Linked DNA regions of Homo sapiens: region 2 is linked to region 1. A link is a loop called in an ENCODE intact Hi-C map of the cell type or tissue named here. Cell type or tissue: Caco-2. All regions are shown on one strand. Links, peaks and the distances in the headings refer to the core of each region. The heading gives the core; the rest is flanking DNA.

Region 1 (8,315 bases), core at 1-8,000:
ACAACACAAACCTGGTCCCCAGGCTCTGGTAAGGGTTTTCGGGGGGGAGGTGGAGGGTTGGGCCTGAGAGCAGGAGTTCTCCCTTAGAGACCCAATCCCATCTAGCCACCTCTGGACTAGTACCCTTCTTTCAGGCCTGAGAGAGAGCAGGCCGTGCAACGAGCCTTCTGAAGATTTGTGTGCAATATTCACTCTCCACATGACTTCCGTCTATATCCCTCCAGCTGCCCTTTGGTATGTGGGATAGGGATTGTTAACCTTACTTCCCAGAGAGATAATGAGGCCTGGAGAACATAGGTGAGTTGCTCAAGACCCAGCACAAGCATCCATGATTCCTGTAATAAGGCTTCCCTCTGCTGTTTTCACTGCAGCCTTACCAAGTATGGTTGGGTGTGCAAAGTTTACATTTTAAGGACCTCTGCTGCTGCCACTGTCATTGTGGTTAATGATGGCTTTAAGGTTTATTCTTATTCCCATATCTTTGAGAGAGGAAGAGAGTGGGATTGCTACCCACATTTTAATGAAGGTGGAGCTGAGCCGTAGAACTCTCTGGGAGCCATCCAACCTGGCTGTGGCTCATAACAAGGTATTGATCACTTCCTTTGGCCTGAGTGAGTCCAGGGTGCCTAGACAAGAGGTAGCAGCCTGTGGATGTCCAGCACCTTTGCAGGGAATACAGGGCCCAATCTGGCACATGCCCCTTTTCCTCCAGGCCCAGAGCAGGGGCTGTTGCCGAAAGGCTGTGGAGCAACAAGTTGACATCTGACCTGACATTTGCCTATGAACGTTTGTCACACTTCCGCTGTGAATTGCTGAGGTAAGCAAGCTGTGGGGCCTTCGCAAGGCGGAGCAGGCCAGATCCAGGGCTGGGGAACCCCTTAGAGAGAGGAAGACAATAATTAACAATAGCTAACACTTACAGAGGCTTATAGTCAGCCCTCATCCACGGATTCAACCAACTGCGATAAAAAGTATTCAGGAAAAAAAAAATACAACAAAAAATGGTACAAATAAAAAATACTGTATAACAACTATTTACATAGCATTTATATTGTATTAGGTATAAGTAATCTAAGATCATTTCAAGTATATGGGAAGTTGTACATTGGTTATATGCAAATACTATGTCATTTTTATATAAGGGACTTGAGCATCCTTGGATTTTGGTATCCACGGGGGTCCTGAAACAAATCCCCTGTGGATACTGAGGGACAACTGTATTTTGTGGCAAACACTGTGCTAAGTTTGTTACAAATATTGTCTCATTTAGTCTTCACCACAGCCCCATGAGACAGGTGCATTTTAGAGATAGACACTGAAGCACAGAGTTCAGGACCTTGCCCAAAGTCACTAAGAAGCAGGATTTGAACCAGGCTGACTTACAGGATGTCATGACACCTTTGCCTCTGTCAGGGATGTGCCTGTGTAAGATAGTCATTTCCCTGATTCCTTCGTTGGCTAGGTCTTGAGTACTTGGGGGACATAGCCTAGTGCAGAGCAGAGTCCTGGGCTGAGAGTCAAGCATGATGGTGTCTAAGCCTCAATTATGTCATTCACTGGGTAACTTCCAGCTGGTTCTCTAAGCATGTTGCTTACTTGGATGATAAGGGAAGCATGCCTAGAGGTCCCCTAAGGAGATTGGTCAGGTTATAGACTGAGACCCAAGGACAGGATTTCGCATCCATGTTCATGGACAGGACAGCACCTAAGTCCCCCAGTGCCACCATATTTACAGCATTTTAGAGTCAGGAACAGAGGGCTAAGTAGACCAAGAGCATTGGCTGCCTTTCAGACATCCATCTATATTCTAAAGGGATTGAGTTATTTGGGGTTAGGGTACAGAGATGGGCAGGATATAAATAGATGTCGCCAACGTTTCTGGATCTCCAAGACCTGTATCAGAATCACCTGAGGCACCTGTTCAGCTTGCAGATTCTTGCCAATACTTTGCCCCACCCCAGGTGAGAATCTCTGGAATTGAGATTCCCAGGTGCATTTGGTGTACAGTGACAGTTTGAGAGTCACCGAAATGGGGAAGGAGAGACTGTTGACTGGTGTGAAAAGTGTTGCTGGGGCCCCTTCTGAGGGGCTTATCTTGCCATTTCTTCATGTCCTCTTGCAGGCGAGGTGTCCAGGCCCAACCCCTCAATGTAGGCTTCTGTGAGCAGGAGTTTGAACAGACCTGAGCCCCAGGCACCGAGGAGGGTGCTGGCTGTAGGTGAATGGTAGTGGAGCCAGGCTTCCACTGCATCCTGGCCAGGGGACGGAGCCCCTTGCCTTCGTGCCCCTTGCCTGCGTGCCCCTGTGCTTGGAGAGAAAGGGGCCGGTGCTGGCGCTCGCATTCAATAAAGAGTAATGTGGCATTTTTCTATAATAAACATGGATTACCTGTGTTTAAAAAAAAAAGTGTGAATGGCGTTAGGGTAAGGGCACAGCCAGGCTGGAGTCAGTGTCTGCCCCTGAGGTCTTTTAAGTTGAGGGCTGGGAATGAAACCTATAGCCTTTGTGCTGTTCTGCCTTGCCTGTGAGCTATGTCACTCCCCTCCCACTCCTGACCATATTCCAGACACCTGCCCTAATCCTCAGCCTGCTCACTTCACTTCTGCATTATATCTCCAAGGCGTTGGTATATGGAAAAAGATGTAGGGGCTTGGAGGTGTTCTGGACAGTGGGGAGGGCTCCAGACCCAACCTGGTCACAGAAGAGCCTCTCCCCCATGCATACTCATCCACCTCCCTCCCCTAGAGCTATTCTCCTTTGGGTTTCTTGCTGCTTCAATTTTATACAACCATTATTTAAATATTATTAAACACATATTGTTCTCTAGGCACTGTGGTAGTGGGTTTTTTTGTTGTTTTTGTTTTTGAGACTGTCTCAAAAACTCTGTCGCCCAGGCTGACAGTGCAGTGGCACAATCTTGGCTCACTGCAGCCTCTGCCTCCTGGGTTCAAGCGATTCTCGTGCATCAGCCTCCTGAGTAACTGGAATTAATAGGCACGTGCCACCATGTCCATCTAATTCATATATATATATTTTTTTTTTCTGAGACGGAGTCTCACTGTCACACAGGCTGGAGTGCAGTGGCACGATCTCGACTCACTGCAAGCTCCACCTCCTGGGTTCACGCCATTCTCCTGCCTCAGCCTCCCCAGTAGCTGGGACTACAGGCGCCCGCCACCACGCCCGGCTAATTTTTTGTATTTTTAGTAGAGATGGGGTTTCTCCGTGTTAGCCAGGATGGTCTCGATCTCCTGACCTCGTGATCCGCCCGCCTTGGCCTCCCAAAGTGCTGGGATTACAGGCGTGAGCCACCGCGCCCGGCCGAATTCATCTATTTTTAGTAGAGATGGGGTTTCACTATATTGGCCAGGCTGGTCTTGAACTCATGACCTCAGATGTTCACTTGTCTTGGCCTCCCAAAGTGCTGGGATTAGAGGCGTGAGCCACCGCACGCGGGCCTGTGGTAAATTGTTGAATTTGAAGGACTCAGAGGCCCTGGTCAATTCCAAAATAACGTAGGCGACTTCCATCCCCCTCCTCCCAACCATTTTCAGCCCAAAGCATCTTCGCAGGGAATGGATGGCTGCGCGGAGGTGGGCGGTGGCTCTGGAGAGGGTCTTTGCAGGTGTGATTTTCTCTAGAAGGAAATGTCTCGTCGTGGACCCAGACTGCCCCCTCCTGGTTTCAGATGCAGAAGTGATACTGTAAGCCAGAGGCGGGGGCAGTAATGCATCGCAGCCATTTTAGGTGAGGATTTCCTTGGCGGTTATTTGTTAAGTTCTTTGGCTGGGCCCTGGGCTGGGGTAACAATGGACAGGTTCCAGGCATTTTTTTCAGAAAGCTTCCAGTGTAGTGGATACAGAAACTTCAGGAAGGCAGGGCTGAGAAGGATCTGAGTAAAACTCGGTCCTTCAACACCATCCTTCAGCCCCTGGGTCATGTTCCTTCGAGGTCCTGGTGGGAGGTAGACAAGCCTAGCCTTGTGCTGTTCCTGTAAGGACAGGGTGGGCATTTTCTACCAACAGAATTCTTGGAATTTTCACACAGCCCAGCCTAGCCAAGTCCAGGGCTATAGCCCAGATACACAAGTTAAGGTCCCAGCACTGGCACCCACCACAGGAGCCCCCTTACCTCTATTACCCAGAAGCTTGTAGGAGGGGTGGTCCGCAGACAAGGACCCTGCACAGGTGCGACCCTGCTTCCCTCCTGGTCATAACTTTCATGTTACTATTGCTTGGGATAATGTTAAGTAAAAATAGCAGACACTGAGTTTTAAGTCTCAAGTGGATGAAGGCAGAGATCGTGATACACTTGAGTTAAAGCAGTAGGGTTCTGTCATTTTCTATTCCTGTTGTAAACATTTTCTTTAATGTTATTATTTTTACCACTAAACTAACGTGGCCTGGTCACGACTTTCATTGGTAAAGTGTGCTGTTCCTCACCCTCCACCGTTGCTCCTTTGGTCCACTGATCATAAGAGCATTTACCTGAAGGTCGTCAGACCTCGAATGCCAACAGGTCAACTGCAGTGGCCTGCAGTTACCACCCAGTCTGTTCCAATGAACAGAATCGCTGTTGCCCCAACTCATCTCCCTTCACCTAGGCTGTAAATTGAAAGTCCCACCCCTGAGCGGAACACAGGCCATCTTGTGTGCTGTGCACCACCAGGGGGTGGGGAAGTTTCCAGACTGACTTCCTGGCTCCAGTCATCCTAGGAAAAGAGTTCTCCAGTCGCTCCCCACCCCCACCCCTTCCCATTCCAGGAGTCTATTAAGGAGGCAAAGCAGGCCTAACGGGTATCAAAGCAAAGGAGTGAATGGAGACTGGGAGAGTCTTCAACCTCTCCTCTCCTTGGTAGGAGCTGAGGCTGCATGCCAGGTACCTTCCCTTCGAGGAATCTAATAAAGCTAGGTCACTGGTGTTTTCAGGTGCTTCTCAAAGGATTGCCGTAGGGGTAGGATATCAGGATGTGGGAGCACAGGTGCCACCACAGCACTAGTGATGGAGAGTCATTGCCCCTAGACTTCTGGGACAGTGAGACTGTGAGGAAAGCTGAAATGATACTGGGAAAGGGTGAAAGAAAGGATGTAGGTGGAATTTATTTAGTATTAATGTAGGTACACATACCTTATGGCAACATTCCTAGCACTCTAAATTCTAGATTTGTATAGTTTCTGTCAATATCTTTTGTAAGCTTAATCAATACAGGGCATGACAAGTATGTGTCACATACTTTTTTTTCCACGAAGAAAAAAAATAAGTAGGAATTGGGTGCTTTGTTTATCAAAATTTGTATTTCCTTTATAAATAAACTTTGAAATAAAGGTTGAAAATTAGTATCTTTTCTAGCCGAGCCACCATTGTTTTTAAAAATCCTCTTTGAAGCAGGTGTGTGTGTGTGTGTGTGTGTGTGTGTGTGTGACGTTTTTCAACAAAATTTTTAAAAATCGAAATGTCAGGGTCAGGTGCAGTGGCTCATGCCTCTAATTCCAGCACTTTGGGAGGCCGATGTGGGAGGATTGCCTGAGCTCAGGAGTTAAAGACCACCCTGGGCAACATGGTGAGACCTGATTTCTACTAAAAATTAAAAAGATTAGCTAAGAATGGTGGTGTGTGGTTGTAGTCCCAGCTACTCAGGAGGCTGAGAAAGAAGGATCACTTCAGCCTGGAAGATTGAGGCTGCAATGAGTCATGATCACACCACTGAACTCCAGCCTCAGCAACAGGGTGAGACCATGTTTCAAAAAAAAGAAAAAAATTTAAATGTCCAGGAACCTTGCTTTTTTCACAGTAATTACTGTACTCTAACCACACCCATGTTTAGTCTAAACTATCCCAGTAAATACTCCTATTTTTTAGTGATTTCAAATGTTTCAAACAACAGAAAAGTCTAGAAAATAGTAAACAGTGTAACCACCCAGCTTTGTTGCATCTCAGTAGTCATATTTGCTTCAGATTTGTTTTTTTTAAACAAAAAAGATGAAACATTATTAATATCCCCCTTCCCAATGCTATTCCCTTCTCCAAAAACAACTGTTTTCCAGAATTTCTTTTTAATCTTATTTCCTCTGGAGAATCTGATACTTAGCTGTGATTTTTTTCATCACTTAATAAATTCTTTATGGCTCACTCTTTATAGCAAATTAGAAAGAGATGTTTTGGAAGCCACTCAAAAAAGGGAGTGTGTGTGGGAAAGGAGGAAGAGCAGCTGGCAGGCAGACACAGATGGGAAGGGGTGCCATGCTCGCTGGTGTGCTGCAGAGTGTGTGAGTGAGAGCGTGTGTCTGAGTGTCTGGATGATCTATTATGAAAGAGGATATTTGAACATAGGAACTCAACTGCTGGTGTTTATCTAGACTCACATGAGTCAGAAATCTGAATGAAGATAGATGTGGAGATCCAGCTAGGAGAACAAAAGTGCTTCGTCATTTTTATGTGCTTGCTGTGTCAGGCACTTTTGTTGTTTTTTTTTTTTTTTTCTTTTCTTTTTGAGATGGAGTTTTGCTCTTGTCACCCAGGCTGGAATACAGTGGTGCAATCTGGGCTCACTGCAACCTCCACCTCCCGAGTTCAAGCAATTCTCCTGCCTCAGCCTCCCAAGTAGCTGGGACTACAGGCATGTGCCACCACACCCTGCTAATTTTTGTATTTTTAGTAGAGACGGGGTTTTACCATGTTGGCCAGGCTGGTCTCAAACTCCTGACCTCAGGTGATCTGCCCACCTTGGCCTCCCAAAGTGCTGGGATTACAGGCTGAGCCACCAAGCCCGACCTGTCAGGCACTATTATAAGCACTTTACTGGATGTTAATGTATTTAATCCTCATCCCAACCAATGTGCTATCAATATTATCCTCATTTGACAGATAAGGAAACAAACATAGGAAGGTTAAGTGACATCTATATGGTTACACAGCTACGCTGAGTCCCGATTAGCACTGGGGAGTTGCAGGGCATATGACTCCTAACTCAGCTACCTAACTCTAGCCCCTACTGCCTTCAGCCACTGTCCTGGGCTGCCCCACGTCAGACATCTTCCTCCTCTCGGACACCAAATACAGACATACAGATAAAGCTAGCAACTCAGCTATTTCTGGGCTCGAATCCATTTCTTCTCCTATGTTTAAACAAATAAAATTAAAACCTCTCAGTCCACTTTTATTAGTCAAGCTGCCTGAAACAGTTGCAAGTTTGTCTATTTCACCACTTTGCATTCAGCCCTCATGACCCCACAGTTGGGCTGTAATCCTCATAAGGGCCGCTTCCACTAAGGCCAACAATAACCTACATGTTGCCAAATCAAGGGACATTGCTCAATAATAAGGAAAAAAATTACTTGATCTTTTCGCATATTTTTGAGATTTTGATCCCTCCCTCTTTGAAATTCTTTCTTCGCAGGCTTTTGTGACACCATTCTTTCCTGAGTTTCTCAATGTCTATCACTGACTCCTTCAGTAAACTCTCAGCCCATAACCAAGGTTTTGTCTTCTTTTTTTTTTTCTTCTTTGAGACAGAGTCTCGCTCTCTTGCTCTATTGCCCAGGCCCTAGTGCAGTGGTGCAATCTCAGCTCACTTCAACCTCCGTCTCCCAGTCTCAGGCGATTCTCCTGCCTCAGCCTCCTGGGTAGCTGGAACTACAGGTGTGCACCACCACACTCGGCTAATTTTTTCGCATTTTTGTAGAGACAGGATTTCGCCATGTTGGCCAGGCTGGTCTTGAGCTCCTGAACTCAGGTGATCCACACACCTCAGCCTCCCAAAGTGCTGGGATTACAAGCATGAGCCACAGCACCTTACCTTTCCTCTTATACTTTCTTCCTAGTGATCTCATTTAGACAGTCTTAGTGTGCAGTCTTACACCTGGACAGCCATAGATAGATAGGTAGGTAGGTAGGTAGATAGACAGATAGATTAGACAGATAGATAGATAGATAGATAGATAGATAGATAGATAGATAGATGATAGACTGACCGACAAACATATATATAATATATGTATGTGTATTTCCTCTGGGGTCCAAGCTCAGGTAGCCAACATCTTCATATCATCTGAATGTCCATTACGTACTTAAAGCTCATGTCCCAGGCAGAATTCATCTTTTCATAGCTCCCCACTCTATTCCTCCTGTATGACTATTCTGCTGGTCATTAGAGCCGAAGTCTGGGAATCATCTTTAACTCCTTCCTTCCTGTCATAATTGTCACCACAACATCCCTACTCTGTATAAATAACTCTTAGATTCATGTACTCCTCTCTATCTACACTGCCACCATCTTTGTTTAGGATCCTAATGAATGCATCTGCCTCAGTTCTTCC
Region 2 (8,338 bases), core at 291-8,290, 240 kb before region 1:
TATCTACCATATACCAATTCATTACATGTATTTAAAAAATTAAAACTTCAGGGCATTTCAGTTTTGTCAAAGACGATTTCCATGATGTGAACCCAGCGAACTATGATCTCCAAGATCTCCTTCCCGATTAAGTTAAGCTCTCAACACCCATGTTTGTATTGATGATCCTGCCCCATGGATCTGATTGGTTCTGTCTACATGTGTCAGGAACAGTTAACATGTAATACCTGGAGCTATGGGGTAACTGACAGGAAAAGCAGCAGTAAGAGCTGTAAGAGAATGATGTACAGATAGTAGACAATACCACTTTAGGGGTCCAAAATGGTTTTCTAGTTCCCAATCTCATCCTGCCTTTGGGAGTCTCTGAGACAGCTCTGTATCCTTATCTTTTGCCCAAGTTAGCACTGGTGTGCTTATTATTGTAACTAGGTTTTGTTTTCACATGTTCTTTGATCCTCACAATATTCCTATGTAACAGACAACAGCAGCATAATAGAATGAACATATGGAATCAGACAAGCATGGCCCTGTTATACACTCAATGTGTAACTTTTGAGTAAGTTAGTAGTATATGAGTGTCTTTCCTCATAAAAATAGGGTAACAATGCCCATTTTGCTTTAGGGCTGCTTGGAAGATACAGACAAAAGTAAGGCATCTGGCAAAAAGCACTCAACAAATTACAGTTCCTATTAGTATTCCCATTTTACAAAAGGGAAATCTATGGCTGAGAAATACCAATATTCTTACTACTATACCACACTTGAAATAAAAATACAAGATTATCAAAAGAATGATAGACATGAGAAACTTGTAAACTCTTAAGTGCTCGTGGAATTGTGCAGACTTGACGCAACTAGCTTTAATGACAGTTTTGCTTATAACCACTCAACTTCCTTTGCTCAGACTCTGTATTATTTTCCCTAGATAGATTTCTCCCCCTTGGTAAGAGAATGTACTGCCAATCAACATGGCTGCTTGTCAGTTCTACTTCTTGGTAAGACTTTTAGTTTTGTGATTTTCTCCAAGGTGGACCACTTACCAGAAAACCAACAAAAAACCAAATTGGGCACTGCACACCAGACCCTTGGGAGGCACCATTCCACAAAACCCACTCAACTAGGGCCTCCAGTGAGGCCCTATTCTGAGCCAGTCAATTTGCCTTGAATCATTTTGTCCCTTATGATCTGGAGTTGCTCGCCTATATTCTCTTTTTGCAACTATAGAAGGCAGTCTAGATCAAGGATCTCAACCTAGTCTGCATGTGAGAATCACCGGCTGGAATTAGGGGTGAGAATGCGTAAAGGGCTTTACAAAAATTACTGATGCCTACCCAAAGCAATTAAATCATAATCTCCATAAAGTAACACTCAGGCACTAATATTTTTTAAAGCTTCTCAGTGATTCCAATTCGCAGTCAAGTTTAAGTATCACTGGTCTAGGTAATGCCAGATGGACAGTGGCATTGTTGCAAGCCAAGACTAGTAGAAGCTGGGAAAAAAAAACTGCCCATGGCCGGGTTTTCTTTGGCCCACATTTAATTAAGAGAATTCACATGAAGTCTGGATTTCACAGGCTCCTCTCAGAGCCCATCTACTCCAGGGTACTCTATTTCTAAAATATTTACTTGGCTCTTGTTGACATTTCAGTTTGAGACTCCTGGATTACTTGAGACCCCTGAATTACTATGGTAATAAGGTTGTTGTGGTATTGATAGAGCTGCTACATATCAATGTGTGACTGATATACAAACTTTAACTGGCTCCTACCCTGAAAATAGTCCTAAATAAGCATATCTGTGGCCCTAAATGATAGCCTGAAAACTGCTTTTCGCACATAACTCATATTATTTTTTCCCATCCTAAATGCTACCGCCTAGAGAAAGGTCAACAATAGTTGCCTTAAAAATTGGACTCAACTCCACACAAAAGCAAAAACTAAAAACCTAAAAGTTGTCTGTTTACTCCCCTGGTAGGCACTATTTGATTGATATCCAACTGAGTATTTCTGAGTTGGCTATTTGATCTTGGGTAACTACAGAAGCAAAATCCCTAAAATAAACCAGATATAACCAACTTTATCCCCAAAGATATATGAAAAATCTGAGGGGCCCACTTATCTTCCTGTTTCTGAAGGAGCCAAAATTTTCTCATAAAACTCACTGCTTATCATCTTTTTAAAGCCTCAAAGGCTGAGATCCAATGGATATGGGATGTTCTGTGCATCCTGTAACAATTTCCTGCAGACTATCCAAAATTCTTTACAATGGAAATTCATTTGAATAACTAAACCAACAACTGCAAATTACTTGGGTACTATTAAGCAAATCATACTAAACCACTTATTCTCAACTACTGTGTTGCAAACTGCAACAAATGAAAGATCAGAGATAGTATAGAGCAACCTCTAACAGTAGCAGTGATAGGCATTTATAATAGTCTTTAATGTGGTTTAAAAGTACAATATAGTTAAGAACTACCTTCCCTGGTACAGAATACTAGGTCATTCTGTGACCAGAATAACAAAATATGATACAAAGAGGTAGCATGATGTTAAGTTTCAGGTAGAAGGAAATGAAAAATTGAGGGAGTTATTTAACCTCAGTGAGCCTTATCTTCCTCCTTTATAAAAAATGGCAATTTCTTCTCCACTTGTTTTAGACAGTAAGTTGAAGTGCTTTGAAGAGGAAAAGTGATAAACTCCCATAATTACAGATCCAAATAAGAGTAAATTAAATTGTCCTAAAACCTGGACTTGGCCAGAGTATCAATGACAAACGATCTTCAACTTTGGGACCTTCTTTAAGAAAACTCTCCCTTCATCCCTATATAACAGTATCAGCTTTAAGAGTGAGCTAAAATGAAAGTAATGTAAAGGAGTTTTGAGGTTAGCTAAGAATGACTTTTAAAGTATTTTCTTTAAAAAAAGTGGCATTCAAAGAGCTATTGAACATTTTTGTATCACTGTTACAACACAAACAATTTAAATTCAATATCTGAGATGCAGAAATTGGAAATCTTTCAGAAAATGCTCTGAAAGCTTCATTAACCAAGTTAAATGTTGGGGGAATGGGCTCATTCACAGTTCCCTGCAAAGAAACAACCAATTTTTGACATTTTATATTAAGTGGGAACAGTGAATAAGGCACATAATACGGGTGGCTATTAGCCACCTTTAGTCATTTTTTAACTATAAAAATAAACATAAGTAACTAATGGAATAACAAAATAAAAGTTTATTTTATTAGAATTAGGAATGTTCTTTCCCTCTGGGCAACCTGAACAGTCCAGTTACAATGAAATCTAAGAACAGTTATTTCCACAGCATAGGGTGCTCTATGCACAAAATTACAGGGTTAGGAGCATTTAATCAATTTACCATTCTGATTGTCTCACCAACCCACCCCATCCCATCCCCCAAGTGCTCTATTACCGGGGTTTGTAGCTAAAATAATTTGTTACATTAACTCCTTTTCCCTCTTCTACTAAATTTCAGTTCCTAATCATGGTTGAACCACTTTATTACACAGCAGATTCAACCATTTCAAATGAAGTCAGCCAGTCTTGGATCTGTTGTATATGGGTGTATGTATACACGTGTATCTAACATATTTATTTAAACACACATAAAACACATACAATCTGGGTTGTGGAAAATTACAGATAATTTAGTCTGATATTATATGCTACTCAATTTTACCACTGTGGTTTGTGTCCTGAGCTTTGGATCAAAATTTTATTTTAAATCACTGAAAGTCCATCTGCTGCTGAATGAATTGTTCAAATGAAGCATGCACTTTTCAAAAGACAATGAAACTGACCTCAAGACATGGAGACCTTGGTGCTTACTGTGAATAGATCCCTCAGATAAGACTTCTGTAGGTGAAACAGGGAAGCTGTCATGGCTTGCCTATCCCAGCTGGGGGCACTGAATCTACTAATAACACAAGCAATTCACTCTGGGAATTCTGTCAAATATGGTGGTATCTGTTAAAAGCTTGGAAGTAGAAAAGGGCCAGTTCATCTTGATCATACAAATTAGGGAATGCACCCACAACTGCAATACCCTCAGGCAGTATGCCAACATTGAAATAGAAAGCATCTCTAAAAAGCACTGTTCCTCCATGGGTGAAGACTGGTATTAGGAAGTGCACACACAATTTTTGGGTATTTGTTGCAACAGGAACACGTGGATTTATGACACTCAAACCTAGACACTGCAAAGTTAACTGGTAAGATTTTTTTTTTTTAAACACCACACATACACAAAGCATTTTAAAGGAGCCACATATATCTATATAGCAACTCTGACTGCTTTTCAAAGTTACCAGGGAAAGGAACTTATTCAGGCTTTCTTTAAAAAAACTCCTTAGTTTTAATGTATATCTTTTTAAGATTGATGCTGTCATTTGAAGTAAAATAATGTCATATGGATAATGGGGGAAGAGGGGAGAGAGACGAGAAAATGGAAGAAGCAGACACTGAGTTCAGATTTGCACCTGAGGTGGCAAGGGAGGAAAGGAGAAAAGGTACAGGTAAAGTTGATCCTAAAGCGACAAGTGGTTTAAGGAAGCAGCATTTATACTCAGCAAACATTCACTGATTTTTGATGGGAAAAGAACAGTTGCCAGTAAATCTCCTGTAACAACCTTTTCTAAAAGGAAAAGTAGGGTTGATTCAGCAAAGCCTAACTTAGGCAAAAGGCCAGAGGAAAGTGAACCTACTTCCCAATGGAGTAATAGGATGTACAGTGTAAGAGCAGACAAAGCTGCCTCACAAATGGTAAACACTCCCTAGGCAAAAGACATTTAAAGGAAGACGAAGAGGTCCTCAGCCTCAACTGGTATTTCATATTTAGACCTCTTAATCTAGTTGCCTAGTTCACTCTGCACTCCTGTATAAAACTGACAGATTTACAGATGCTGACCTATTGAAAAATACCACAGCCAGAATGGCCTAAACAGGTATATAGTTAATACAACCACCACCATCCTTTACTTTTAACATAGCTCTTAGTAGGAATTTCATAAAAATGGACATCACAGCTAAAATGCATTATTAATTCTCCTATCTGCTGACAATAAAAAAGCAGCAAACTCAGTGATTTCTATTTAAATGCACTAGATGGGAATATCATGTTCTAGGGGTGTTTGCCTTCAAACCAAACCCACAGCAACACACACAAGCAATTTCGGTATCCACCATTTTAAATTCACAATCTGAGACTAAATGAATGGCTATTTATATTTAAAGCAAAACATTCTCTTTGACACCCTAATGTAGAGAAGGGGTGAGCAGACGAGCCATAACTAAAATCTGAAAAGCAGCAATTAAGGGAAAACCAAAAAGTAAAAGAAATTTTAAAATGCTTCCACTGGATGCGACAGGGGACTTAAGAATGCCTACAGCTGTGTGCATAACATGGGCACACAAAGGCTTGGGTAGAGGCATGATGCCATGGAGGGGGATTAGGTTGGGACAGGTTAATTCATGAGCTGTAGCAACAAAACTCCCTGCTGTACCCCTTAATCAGGTCATGGCATTAGTCAGAGCTTGACCTCCCTTGTCCCTGATCAAGAGCAGGAATTCAAGGCATGAGGCCCATGGCCGGCAACAGACATACCAACACCAGAAAGGGCAAAATAACCTCAGGAAAGTGAAAGAGCTCTAGATAGGTCTTCCAGAGGTGCTAAACCGACACACCTTTATCCCAACCCCAACCCGGGAAAGATAAGCAAACTGAAAGAAAATGCACAGCAAATAGACATAATCTTGAAGATTTTTAAAGAATAAATATTTTTTTGTAATTAAACATTATGCAAACACGTGCCACGCTTGCTTTGTCCATGCATATGCGCTATATACAATTTTGAAAAATACTGTGTTGTCCTCTTGTTTTAAAAGTCATATACAAAGTTTTTATGTTTTTCGTTTGTTGAATCCTCTTGCTGCCTACCCCTTTCCCCATCCCAAGATTTTCTTTACAAGGAACTAAGCATCATTCACTCATGACCTTGGGGTATGAGAGAAAGAGAGTCAGTCTGTGTGTGGGTGTATCTGTATGTGTAGGGGAGGAAGGGGAAGAGGTCCTTTACCAAAGTACAACAAAATGGCTGGTTTGAACATGAAAAGCAGTGTCAAGGAGCTGTTTGAAATTTTAACTGTACTACACTCAGGAAAAGGAAAAAGAAAAAAAAGGAGTCAGCTTTGAGAATGAAGCTACGTTACAAGTTAAAGTTGGAGGGCTTTTAGTGTGTCTGTCACACTTTTGTTGGTGGCCTAGAATACTGTTGTACAATGGTTTATCTACCTTTTTATTACAATATAATTTACTTAAACTTTCCATTAACAAAACAATTCTGGTACTACAGACCAGTGGTGTCAGAATAGGCTTAGTGCCTCCTTGTTTGTGTTTGTTTTGTTTTAATTGCATGAGCACTCTAGATGGTAAAGTTTTCAGAGTTCATTTTATGCAGGGCCATTCTCAGTCCTCAATGTACTCCCACAGATCTTTTTCATAGCCTTCATGCACATGCTGTAACAAAACCCTTCGTCGACTCTCACAGTATCTGTAATCAAAGAGAAAAAAAAAAAAACTTGTTGTCAGCCTCTAATAATAAAAAAAGAGGCATTTACTTATTTTTAAGGCATCCCTATAGTTTATCCAGACTCGGAACCAAGCACCTATTTTTTATTTTAATAGGCACATGTTCAGGTCTAGATGTACAGACACATCAAACTGCTTCTAATATTAAAATGGTATTTTCTGAAAGCCATGATTCCATGGGAATTAATTTTAAAGCAATAAAGTGTTACAAGTTCTGATGGACCTTAGAAATCATAATTCAATCCCACAGTTCTGCAGATAAACAGGTTCAGAAATAATTTCATGGGTTCTTTATTCACGTCCTTAAAATCTCTGTCAACTGTAAAAGTACTGTAAACAAAATATGGTAGCTAAAATTGGCTAAGGGAAGGGAAGATATTGGTTAGGACTAAATCTCCAAGTCTTCCAAACTCCCCAAGTTTCCTACAACTTTCAAAAGACACTAGCATTTGTCACTTTGGGAGAAAGAGCTTCATGTTGAGAAATAAAACATTTTGCATCTCTAGCTTAAGAGGCGGCACATCTTGAAAAATCGACTCCTAGGACAAGTATCTCCTTAGATTAAAAAAATATATATATATATATGTAATAAAAACTCTAAAAAGTAAGTTTCCATAGCTCATTTGTGAATAGCCATGACCCATACATAGGATTCTCAGGCTAAGACCAACATTCAATTCTCACTCTCATCCTAAAGGCCACTTGGCCTTTTTGGATTCTTTCTTCCTTGCAAGGTAGCAACTAAATAACTGAACAGAAGTGGAATTAGCCAATAGAATAAATGGCTGAATTCCTTCTCTATGTATGCTTCACCAATACTATTACCTGCAATTTAGTGCCCAACGGACAGAAGCAATCTGTGAGAAACATGGCAAAAGCTCAGTTGCTGGATATGCTAAACCCAGTTTCACTATCACTGAACTTTACCAGTAAGGATCATCACTGGCAGAAAGTTTTATTCAACAGCTTAAAAAAAAATTACCTGTACTTGTCTTGTACTTTCTGCTTTATATCCTGCAGAGAATCTTGGGAAATATCTCGTTCAAGGTAGCCCGAGAGCACCTCTGTGGCATTCTCTAGATCTGCTTGGTTATTCTGTAAGAAGAATGAAAGTAAATTTTGGCTTCAAAATAAAGCTAAAAGATAAACCATTTTCACTGTTTTGTTGACTACAGACTGCTCTCAACACTCATTCTGTAACTTTCATAGGTGGTTTAACTGCACCTGTAAAGCTCTATGGGCTTTCATCTCTAATAACTTGTTTGTTCTTTTCCAGAACAATTTTTTAAATGTTAAAAGAACGAAAGATTTCACCCATTACTTTTGGAAGAATACTGAAGACCATTTGAAAGGATTTAAAATGTCTTTTGGAATCTTCTCGTTCTGAGAGCTGCTCTTTGCTGAAAACTCAAAGGTAAATGAGAAAAAATAGAAACCTATTATTGCTTACATCTGGCTATACTTATTTCTTATAAGAAAACACTGTATGGAAGATTCAAATTGTATCATCCTTTACCACTATGGCTAGTTTTGTACCTGTTACCCAACTGAAGTCCCATCTGCTAGTCAGTCTTATTGTCTAGTCATATACAGATATCAATGTTTTATGCATCAATTTTAAATGAACATCTTTACTTGAGAAAACCTTTACTGCTAAAAGCTGGCTTTTTAGTCATTATTTCTCCACTAAAGATAACCACCACATTAACTTCTAATATTGCAGGGTTAGTTTAG

What was found. A loop is a pair of places that touch in the nucleus more often than their neighbours do. Peaks named below come from ENCODE experiments on the same cell type or tissue, not always from the same donor. Only the 100,000 strongest peaks of a DNase experiment are listed, where the experiment ranks them.
Region 2: a loop joins it to region 1, with 8 times the contacts of the local background. A loop is called at or near these places in 5 of 110 quality-filtered maps.

The regions. Positions count from the first base shown.
Region 1 is chr15:72,337,948-72,346,262 of GRCh38, reverse strand. HEXA (hexosaminidase subunit alpha) reads left to right here. Exons shown (of 14, transcript NM_000520.6): 12 at 1-28; 13 at 713-817; 14 at 2,123-5,339. The coding sequence ends at 2,186. Among named protein-coding and RNA genes, the nearest start is that of CELF6, 22 kb to the right of the region's middle. RefSeq lists an enhancer at 3,406-3,905. In Caco-2, for the core only: no CTCF peak of the experiment used is centred there; DNase peaks (open chromatin) are centred at 3,662 and 4,669.
Region 2 is chr15:72,581,436-72,589,773 of GRCh38, reverse strand. It overlaps ARIH1 (ariadne RBR E3 ubiquitin protein ligase 1), which reads right to left. Exons shown (of 14, transcript NM_005744.5): 13 at 7,587-7,699; 14 at 1-6,566. The coding sequence ends at 6,482. MIR630 (microRNA 630) reads right to left here and starts at 2,557; the gene lies at 2,461-2,557. In Caco-2, for the core only: a CTCF peak has its summit at 3,926 (motif pointing right); no DNase peak of the experiment used is centred there.